2 separate regions of the Homo sapiens genome follow, and region 2 is linked to region 1. A link is a contact called in ENCODE Hi-C or POLR2A ChIA-PET data. All regions are on one chromosome and are shown on one strand. The core of a region is the stretch at or near the end of the contact, and the rest is flanking DNA. Distances in the headings are between cores, read along the strand shown. Region 1 has its middle 75 kb from the start of BCOR. Region 2 holds the start of NYX (nyctalopin).

Region 1 (5,282 bases), core at 1,866-4,365:
AAGTTCGCCGGGGAAAACCCAACGATCCGTGCTGAGCCCCTCGGAGGAGAGCCCCCGCCCCACCCCACCCCCAGCCCGATCCCGACCGATGGAAAAAATGACAGTATAGGTCAGAACAGGCTGCCCGCGAGTATTAATATGGACGGCCTCCGTTCCTGGTGCTTGGGGAGGATGGGCGCTTCGCCAGGAAACCGCCGAAGGAGGCGCCATGAGGGCCGCCTGCCCCTTCTCGGGCTAGAAAACGTGGATTCTCAGAGGGACCAGACAAATGTGGTCAGATAGCTGCAGGAACTTACCCCATCTAAATACAGGTTGCCCGTGTATATTCCAACCAAGATCATTTTTGTTTCAATCTAATACACGTTGAATCAATTAGAAATACTGTGAGAAACTGTGGTCAAACGGTAGATAGGAAACTTGCTCTTTGCCTAACATTAAATGTATGCTCAGGAGGTGCGGGGCTGAGCACTATCGGCGCAGCCAGTCTGTGTCCTAAGAAGACAGGGTCCCCTTTGCGTTCCACCTTCCAGGACCTTAATAGAACGCGAAGAGAGGAATTATTTTAGTTGTAGTTTCTATTAGAGGGTTGCTTACTCCTTGCAAACTCCCGCCTGGGGTTGTCGGTAGTTAGTAGTAGATGGTTCTGCGTTTTGGCTTTTACAGTCCACGTTTTTCTCTTGGCTTTTTCTTTTCCTGCGTACACGCTGCTGGGTACGGGGAGGGGGCTGCCCAGACGTGTGCTGCCGCCGCCCTCGGGCTCTTTCTTGCGCACCACGCGGCCTCGGAGGAGGGGAAATGTGAACTCTCCGGGTGGCGCTCGAGAACTGGAATTCTGATTTAGGGCTGCGGGTTTGTTCCGGAGGCTGGCTGGGAGCGTCTTGTAGGGGCCGGAGGCTGTGAAGGGGAAGCCCCAGAGGTGACCCTGAGGCCTCAGAAGCAAACCTGGAGGCGCCCGTGTTCTTTGTCTTTCTCGGGGCTGGCAGCTTGGCACGCACAGTTCCGATAAGGATCTACTGAGAGCTAGAGCGCACTGCCAGCACATTTCAGTGATTAGGCAAACGCCGGTAGCCACTTAAGGCAAAGGCCATTTGCGTTGTGTTTGAAAAGGAAAAGGCAGCCTCACCTAATGAATTATGGGTGACCCTGGAGAGGCCAAGCAGGGGAGGCCGAGGCCTCCCTAGGCTCTTATTTGCCGCAACTCCTCCCCTTTTTGCCAGAGTCGCCATTTCAAAGGTAATGGGAAGCCTTTTGAAATTAGAAGTCTGACCGATTCTGTCTACAGAAGTGGTATTTGCATCTGTGCACCAGTAAAATGTGGCCCGCCAGCGGCCCAGGGACAAGGCCTGCCATACGCCAGCCCTGCACCAGTGTTAGACCAAAGTACATCCCAGAGGACATGGCTTTTGGCCAACTCCTCCGAGAACTGATTTAAAGAGGTGGCCTTCAGCCATCAAAAAAGGTGTCCTGGAAGAGTAGGCTGGAGGTCCTGGAAACCAGCGCTCTTCCCCAGGGCTGCAGGGAGAGAGTGGGTAATGGTGCCTGAGCCCTGACGGAACTTGCTATTAATCCAGTCTAAATGAGCACCATTAAAAAGGACTCTCCCTCCTATCCACCACCACACACACACAAGCCTTTATGGGACGGTCTAGTGGAGACCTAGACAGTTTGAGGGCATTTGGCCTTCACTTTTCAGTGGCCATACAATAGTGCCCTTTCCACCCTGCCAAGACCACTGGCTCCATGTAAACTTCCAGGAACTTTAACCCGGAACTTTGTACTCCCTACCCATCCAAAGGGAGTGCCAGATCATAGTAACAAACACACGTAGCATTGTACTGGAGGCAGCGTTCTAAGCACCTTATGTATGGAGGCATGTTATCCTCAGAACAACCCTACGAGGTAGATAATAGTATTGGTCTTATTTTACAGATGAGGACTCCGAGGTTTCGAACTGTTAAGCGGTTTGCCCAAAGCCGCACAGCTTGGGATAATAGGGCCTGGATTGACCAGAGGGAGAGATAGGGCCTGGATTGACCAGAGAGAGAAATAGGGCTGTGTTGCCTCTCTAGCGTTTTGTAATGAAAGTGATCTGTTTGGGGGTTGTTTCGAGAGGACTGCCTGGACCCCAACCTTCCAAAGGAAAATATGAAGAGACTAGAAGGCCCAACATTTGGCCTTTATTTTGCAAAAGAAAGTTCTGGAGAGTCGTACAGAGGCATCTTACTGTGGCTCCTCCGCGGCAAGGAAGGGGTCAGGGAAGGCAATGCAAAGGCCCCCCTGGCCCACCTAGCTGCATAGCATCCGGCGGTCACGTCCGCCGGAGGTGACTGGGGACTGGGGACAGCCGATTGCCGAGGAACTCCTTATCGCCCAGTGTCAGTGCTCCCGGGTGCCGGAGCTAAACGTCCGCCTGCGGGGGCGGCTAGTTCACACCAGTCCCCTGGCTCCCGACGCGCCCCCGGGCTTCTCCCGCGGAGCTGGCTAGATGCCCGGCGGCGGCTCCGAAGCTCCGGGCTCCCCGCCGCTTGTCCCGCCAGCCCGAGGCATGGAGCCCCACGGCCCAGGACTGGAGAGCCCAGTTCGTCAGTCCAGGTTGGGACTGCTGGTTCCGGGTTGCTCACGATCACTCTCCCCTCAACACCCGTCCGGCCAGGGCGCGCGCGCAGACACATAAACACACACGGCTTCCAAGCGCGCAGCCCGCCTCCCGGGCCTCCGCTTTTCCTTCCTCCTCCCCGCTCGGGCGCTTCGGAAGCCCGTGGCGGTTGTGTGCTGCGCCAGGGAAGAGTCCGGGTCGGGGAGACCGCGCTGCCCTCTTTCCCCCCAAGGTCTGCGCGCACGCTAGTATCCTTAGGAAGCACAGTCAGGCTTGTGGGTTCCCATCTTCCCGGGAAATGACGGCTGCTGGCGAGGACCTGTTCGCTCCGTGTTTCGCAATGGCCCGGGGATCAGAGGAGAGGACCGGGCGGTGGGGCCTGCGCGTGGATGAGGGTGGCGGTAAATCCCCTCTCCCGCGAAGGTGGCTGAGCCTCCGGCCACCGCTAGTAGTAGTCTACCCTGCTCGTCTTGCATTGGCCGCAGCTTGACTCCCCTGCGTGCCGCGGGTCGGTGTGGGTGTCCCCACTCCCTCAAGCCTTTACTTTCAGCTCGCGAAACCCCATGGATCCGCGGCTGGGCTGGGCAGCGCAGACGCCCAGCTGCCCTCGCCAACCCCAGGCCCAGAGGGGGCCAGGCTGGCCTGGGGGCTGGGCGGCCCGGCTGCACTTGCCGGCGTTGAGAGAGGCTCTGTGAGCCGGAGCCGGCCGCCGAGCCGAGGGAGAGAGCGCATCAGCCCGCGCGCCTTAAGGCAGAACACACGCCTTTCCCGGAACCTTGAAACCCAGGGGAGCCGCTGCCATCTTCGCGTGACGAGCAGCGAGACGCCGGTGATTAAGTGTTTCTTTCCGGCTCCCTCTCCGGGTTGCGGCTCTCCTCCTTTCCACAGGGCTGGAAGAATAAAAACCTGGGGAAAAACCACACACAACTGCGCTCTGGTCTCGCTCGCCATGTCCGCACTGGTTTCTTAGGGTGCGCCCACGCGGGGCACCCCCTGCTCCCCTACTCCACGCCTGGCCGGGGTCGAGGGCTGCGTGCCTCGGTTTCCATCCGCTCTAGCGCAAATCTCGGAGTTTAATGGGGAGGGGGCACACATTGCTGAAGCCACCCGACCCCCATTCTCCTTACGCCCCCCCCCCATGGGGATTAAACCTAAACACATGAATCCCCCACCCATACCCGGGACTAATCCAGCCGCGCCTCCTGGGATTAACTCGGCTCACAGGTCCATAAAACACTTCCGGCGCGGCCAGAGGGTCTGTCTGCAGAAACACTTTAAAATTGTCCTCCCGGGCCTGGAGTCGGAATTGACTGGGTGGAGGGAAGTGAGTAAACAGACAGTTGTAAGAGACAATCCGTGAGGTTTGCAGGCTGTGAAAAGAGCTGCTTAAAATATGGGCTGTCGGGGTTGCCTCCAGCAGGAGGGTGGCCCGGGTCCTAGCAGACAGATCCAAGAAAAGGATGCAATATATTCTAAATGACATTGACCTGGAGGAAGGAGGGTGTAGGCAGGAGCAGGCTGGCTTCACATGGCTTCTGGCTCCAGTTCAGTGAGGAAGACTAGCTTCCAGAAATTTGTGGGGGCGAGTGGCCAGTCTCTTCATGTGTAAAATCAGAACAGTAACACCTACTCTGTCCCCCTCGGATGGGTTTCTGAGGACCAAAATGTGAAGGCACTTTGTAAATGCGGCTCAACCCTTCTGCTTCACTGTGGTTAATGTTCAGTCTCTCTTAGGTAGAAAAACCAGTGACTTGCTGATTAGAAAACAAAGTAGAAATCAGCCCTTTCTCAAATCTACGCAACAATGTTCGAGATAAAGGGAACCCAAAAGCAACCTAATATTTTGAACCTCCTTTTACATCATTTCGAGATAAGTTTCTGAAGTAATGAGAGAATCTTTGGAATGTTCTAAGAAAATCTGTCAAAAACTGGAGGTTAATGGGGAAGAAAGGGAGGCTTTAAATTGGGTCAAATCACATTTTAAGAAGGCTGGGCGCGGTGGCTCACGCTTGTAATCCTAGCACTTTGGGAGGCGAGATGGGTGGATCACGTGAGGTCAGGAGTTCGAGACCAGCCTGGCCAACATGGCGAAACCCCGTCTCTAGTAAAAATACAAAAAATTAGCCGGGCAAGGTGGCGGGCGCCTGTAATCCCAGCTACTGGGGAGGCTGAGGCAGAATTGCTTGAACCCGGTAGGCAGAGGTTGCAGTGAGCCGAGATCGTGCCACTTCACTCCAGCCTGGGCAAAAGAGCGAAACTCCGTCTCAAAAAAAAAAAAACCAAAACCAAAACAAAACCGGAAGAAGAATATAAATTTATAGTAGCTTCCTGGCTATATCCCCTTCTGTTAGTCTGCAGAAGAGATGCCCGTTGGTAGCCATTCCCCCAGCCCCAGGACCGAAGGACGTCTTGACTCAGGCTTGGTCTGCTAGGTGCAAGGTGTTGTTGGCGTCTGGGGTGGGGACAGTGAAGAAAGGCGATCATTTTGCTTTAAATGAACATCAGAAGACCCAGGCCTGCTACTGCGTCTTGAAGGCCTGGAGTTGTTAAAACTCTGTGGGAGGGGGTGCCTCGTGACCTCCTTCCTCGCAGATGGGCTCAGGCAGCGTGACCGGCCCCAGGTGGTGCCCAGGCGCGCTGGGGATGGAGGCCCAGGCTGCGCGTTCACCCTGCCTCGCAGATAGCG
Region 2 (5,282 bases), core at 1,787-4,286, 1.3 Mb before region 1:
CTTGAACCCGGGAGGCAGAGGTTGCAGTGAGCTGAGATCATGCCACTGCACTCCAGCCTGGGCAACAGAGCGAGACCCTGTCTCAAAAGAAACACACACAAAAAACACAAACACACAACCCCTGACTCTCTTTGAAGACTCAGTGTAGAGGAAGTCACATGTGAAAGACCCTGTAAAAGAAGTTAAGGGTTTCAGATATTATGCTGTGAACAGCGGGAAGACCCCAGGGGTTAACATGGGGGGAGGAGGTGGAGGTATTTGCACTTATGCATCTGAGAAGTGGGGCACTTCCAGGAGCCCTGTGTGTCCAGAGGAGAATTTCTCTTGCCCCAAATTTCCCTGCTGCGAGCCACTTCTGATTTCTCCAAGGTGTTGTTTTGTGAGGCTCACTTAGTCATTTTCTTTCTGGCCAAGGAGGTAGAGCACTATCCCTGCCTGCTTCTCGGGAACATATTGTCCGTATTGCTTGTGACTCGCAGTCAGAGAAATATTCTCTGTGCTTGCTAGAGTGTGTTTTAAATTAAAGTGCCAGGGGATGTGGAGATGGTCATTAATTTTAAGTGCATCTATTGTTAGCAAATGATGTCACCGCTGAGCTCTCCAACTTGTCACAAGAAGTCTGGATATATTTCGGGTTTCTGTAGCAGGGACAGTTCCTGTTTTGAAGTGTGCAGGCTATGAATACGGTCTGCTTTCTGTGAGGAACGGTAGAGCTTTTGGTGCACGTTTAAAATGATACTGGCTGTTGGAAGCAAACATTGTGCCCCAATGAGTCAATCAAGTTTCATTTTTTTTTCAAGGTAGGAGGAATGGCAAGAAGTTGACTGTTAGTAATTATATAAATATCAACCTCTGTTCTTTAGAACCTCTTCGAGGTAGGAAGTCATGTCCTATTTATCACAGTGTTCCACGTGCCTTGCTCCAATTTTTTTTATTGCTTATTTATTGAATCTCTTATAAAAGAATTTTCTCAAAGACAAAGAGCATGCTATTATATCCCTCATAAATATCTCTCGAGCGTTTTGAAGGCACACAGTGTATGCCTGTTGGTTGACTGAACAGAGCAAGTTCCGGTTTTTGAAAAGGTGGAATAAAGAGGAAGAAAACTCCATTACTCCTGTTTTAGATGATCTGGTAAAATGTTCTCTATCAGCATCGCATACAGAGGTCTATTACATAGATCATCATATCTCAAATAATTAAATTCACTTGAGGGTCAGAAAAAAACAGATTCTTTGTGTAGAATCATTTACTGAAGAATTTAAAGGATTTTTCCTTGGGCTATCTCAGTCAGATTGGAACAGCTAGAGCCAGGGAAAATATTTCATAACGAGTCTTCTTGGTATATTAAAGTGCACATAACAGAGCGAGAAACTTTGAAAAATAACTTCAATATCCATAATCCTATAATTCCAAGGCATTTTTCATTTTTTCTTTTTCCTTTAGGAAGGTGGTTTTTTAAAGGGACTTTTGTTTTTAACTAAATGAGCTTAAAATAATGTGATTAGAAACCACTGTAGGCTGGGCACGGTGGTTCATGCCTGCAATCCCAGCACTTTGGGAGGCCGAGACAGGCAGATCACCTGAGGTCAGGAGTTCAAGACCAGCCTGGGCAATATGGCGAAACCCCGTCTTTACTAACAATACAAAAAATTAGCTGGGCGTGGTGGCAGGTGCCTATAGTTCCAGCTACTCAGGAGGCTGAGGCACGAGAATCACTTGAACCCGGGAGGCGGAGGTTGCAGTGAGCCAAGATCCATGCCACTGCTCCCCAGCTTGGGCGAGAGTGAGACTCTGTCTCAAAAAAAAAAAAAAAGAAAAGAAAAGAAAAGAAAAAACCACCGTACGGTGGCTCACGCCTGTAATCCCAGCACTTTGGGAGGCCGAGGCGGGCAGATCACGAGGTCAGGAGATCGAGACCATCCTGGCTAACATGGTGAAACCCCGTCTCTACTAAAAATACAAAAAATTAGCCAGGCGTGGTGGCGGGCACCTGTACTCCCAGCTACTCGGGAGGCTGAGGCAGGAGAATGGCGTGAACCCGGGAGGCGGAGCTTGCAGTGTGCCGAGGTCGCACCACTGTACTCCAGCCTGGGTGACAGAGCGAGACTCCATCTCCAAAAACAAAACAAAACAAAAAAACACTGTAGCACTGTAGCTTTTGGTTATCACACCAATGAATTCATATCTGAAATTAGAATAAGAAAATCACCAAGAGGACTATTTCATATATTCGGCTCAGGAGTTTTGTTTTTAGGAAACAAAAATCCCCACCACCTGCTGTTTTCTTGCTTTCTCTATCCCCTCCCCCACGATCACAGGGTCAGTGAAACCTGATCAGAAGTGTCCAGATACCGCTGTCCCAGAAGCCACTTTAAAGACTCTTTGGGCAGAAGCTCTGTGGCTTCCACCCCTCTTCCCAACCCTTGCACCCACCGGCAGGAGAACTCACCATGCAGAAGCAGGACCAACATCCCTCGGCCTTTCATCCACCCAGTGGCTTAGGACCACCCAGCCGTGGGACCCCTACCTGAGGGGAGAAAGGACAGGTCACCCAGTGCCCAGGAGGGCCCCATGAGAACCCTCCCATGCCTCCACACTTCTTCCTGAATGCCCTGCCTTTCTTTCTTCCTCACATTCCTTCCTTCTTAATGACCCTGGTGTTGGGCTAAGGGAAACCAGTAACAACAGAAAATCAGAAGCTCCCCACAAATGGACAGTTTGGATCTATTAGGAAACCCTTTGTCAGGCTACAGCCCTGACAGCAACTCAGATGGCATCACTGACAACCCAGCAAGGAAATGGATGGAGAGGAAACCCCTGCAGAGAAGCGTTAGTGAATGGTCCTCAAATGTTGCTTACCGTCCTGGGAGTCTCCCTGGTCCTGCTCCTCTGAGGTCCCCCTCCACTCCCTCAGCCCATCCATCTCCCAAGTCAGGCAGCCACAGATGCTGAAAATGGTTTGAGAGAGAAGTAAAGGTGGGGGTGGGGGGACGGGAGGAAGGGGTGAAGAGGAATAGTTACTTGTGCAGGTTTGAGTGCTTATTTTTCTTTCTCCAGATTTAATGGCAGGAAAATCCTCTGTATCACATGAGGATTAACAGAGATGAAAGAATGTGTCTGCCTTTCGAATCACTAAAGCCAGTGACAGATTTTGCTGACATACCAATCGGCTTTATCCCCGGGCCTTGACCACCCTGGCCCTCCTGTCCTCTCTCCATCTGCCTGGCCCCTTTCTCTCCTTAAACCTTCCCCAGACCCTGCCCCGTTCCCTGACCCCAGCCCCAGCCCCAAGCAATATGTAGCCTGAAATTGGCTTCCTGCCACCCAAACAGCATTATCAGCATTTTCAACAAGGACGCATTATATAACTTGGAGAGCTGGAGAAGGGACAGGACAGCTTAAAATGTTTCCCCAAAATGCCGGCTGCTGATTTCCTTTCTTTGAAGTGGTTGATGGTGAATGATACAAAAACGGACTGGAGAGAGTCCTTCCACTACAAGAAGGCAAGAGGTTCCCACTGGGGTTAGGGCTGGTAGTGGTGGCCTAAGGCAGTGGGTCCAGGAATGGGACCTTCAGAATCTGGCTGAGGTTTCTGAAACCCACCAGGACTCAGTTTAGGCCCTGGCTACTCAGTGTGGCCGGTGGACCAGCAGCAGTACCTGAGAGCTCGTTAGGAAAACAGAATCTCAGCGCCTTCTACCCCCCGCCCCAGACCTGTTGAATCAGCATCTGCTTTTTTTTTTTTTTTTTTTTTTTTGAGATGGAGTCTCACTCTGTCGCCCAGGCTGGAGTGCAGTGGCACAATCTTGGCTCACTGCAACCTCCACCTTCTGGGTTCAAGCGATTCCCCTGCCTCAGCTTCCTGAGTAGCTGGGACTACACCATGCCCAGCTAATTTTTTGTATTTTTAGTAGAGACGGGGTTTCACCATGTTGACCAGGATGGTCTTGATCTCTTGACCTTGTGATCCACCCGCCTCGGCCTCCCAGAGTGCTGGGATTACAGGCGTGAACCACCGCGCCCGGCCAGCATCTGCATTTTAACTAGGTCGGCGGAGAGGGGGATTCCTGTGCCCGGTAAAGTTTGGAAAGCCCTGTTTTAGGAGACTGGTGGAGGGGGTCTGATCAAAATGAGGGTGGCAGGGGGGCCTGTTTATCTAGCCTTTCTGGCCAGCAGTTCAGGTGCCCCCACATTCTCCTGGCCCCAGCAAGCCTCTGCTGTCTGCTGGGACAGCACTTCCAGGTATCCATGGCAACCTGCCAAGTTCTGGCCACGCAGGACTTGGTGAGCCAGTGCTGATGAAAGGAAGCCAGGAGTTCCCTTCCCACAGAAAGGGTTCTGGATGTGAATCTAGACATCTCAGGCCACCGTGCCCTGGGGAATTTTTGTTTTCTTCCATTTGAGCCTTGAAAGCCAAAATGTGGCTGAACTTGTCTAACCTGCTGGAAAGAAGAGAATACTAGGGATGGGGTAGGGATGTGGGTGGGGGAGGCCTCTCAAATGACATCTCTATCCCCAGTGTTGGACTCGCCTGGCTTATTAGATGAGAGCAGTGGGCAGCCCTCTCATTGTGACCACCAGTGTCGGAGGTGTCCCTGTAGCCATCACCCCAAGCCTTAGCCCAACGAAGCCCCCACTCCCCCAGCAGCAGTCCAGAGGCTGAATCTCGACTGTAAGAGCCAACCTGTCTGCACCCACAACCTTTGTTCGCAGCTTATTGGTCCAACCTTCCCTTCAATCTTCTCCAGGCCAGTGGGCCTGGTGCTCTGGCACTGGGATCCCACTAAGGAAGACCTTCTTCTCCACCTGTGAACTGAAACATTTCTCCCAAGTGGAAAATAAGGAGGCATCAGAGACTCTTGGCATAAAAAGGAAGGAGCCCATCCACCAGGTGAGCTGGTACCACCGACTTGGGAGGATGAGCAGCCCTTAATCAAAACCTTGCTGCAGGGAGAAAAGCAGGTGGCCCAGGGTTGTTACAGGAAATGCGATTGACTGACTTCCCCTGGGAGAAACTTAAAGCTCAAGACAGGAGAAAGGCCGGCCCTTTCAGAGCCTACTCCAGCCACTCGTGGGCTGCTGGGGGAGGGATTTTTTCGTTTTTGTTTTTGAGATGGAGCCTTACTCTGTCCCTCAGGCTGGAGTGCAGTGGCGTGATCTCAGCCCACTGCAACCTCTGCCTCCCGGGTTCAAGCAATTCTCCTGCCTCAGCCTCCTGAGTAGCTGGGACTACAGGTGAGTACCACCACACCCGGCTAATTTTTTTTGTATTTTTAGTA

Evidence for each region. Hi-C counts contacts between places; a loop is a spot of excess contacts on that map. ChIA-PET counts read pairs that join two places held with the same protein, here RNA polymerase II (POLR2A). Pooled maps may share reads with other maps.
Region 2: a loop to region 1 is called in a map with no recorded cell type, with 9 times the contacts of the local background. The contact joins the promoter of NYX here to the enhancer-like site in region 1. A Hi-C loop is called at or near these places in 3 of 37 single-sample maps with no recorded cell type and 3 of 50 pooled maps. POLR2A ChIA-PET finds 5 or more read pairs at or near these places in 1 of 52 experiments (activated B cell).

What each region holds. Positions count from the first base shown.
Region 1 is chrX:40,169,949-40,175,230 of GRCh38, reverse strand. It overlaps a transcript of BCOR not described here. Among named protein-coding and RNA genes, the nearest start is that of BCOR, 75 kb to the right of the region's middle. RefSeq lists enhancers at 286-335, 4,947-5,146, 4,729-5,282 and silencers at 3,062-3,141, 3,162-3,221. Within about 2 kb of position 3,115, at least 31 of the 41 ENCODE cell types and tissues checked have a DNase peak (open chromatin) inside an H3K27ac peak, as active enhancers do.
Region 2 is chrX:41,445,097-41,450,378 of GRCh38, reverse strand. It overlaps NYX (nyctalopin), which reads right to left and starts at 3,036. Exons shown (of 3, transcript NM_001378477.3): 1 at 2,863-3,036; 2 at 2,453-2,530. The coding sequence starts at 2,474. RefSeq lists enhancers at 4,911-4,960, 5,081-5,150.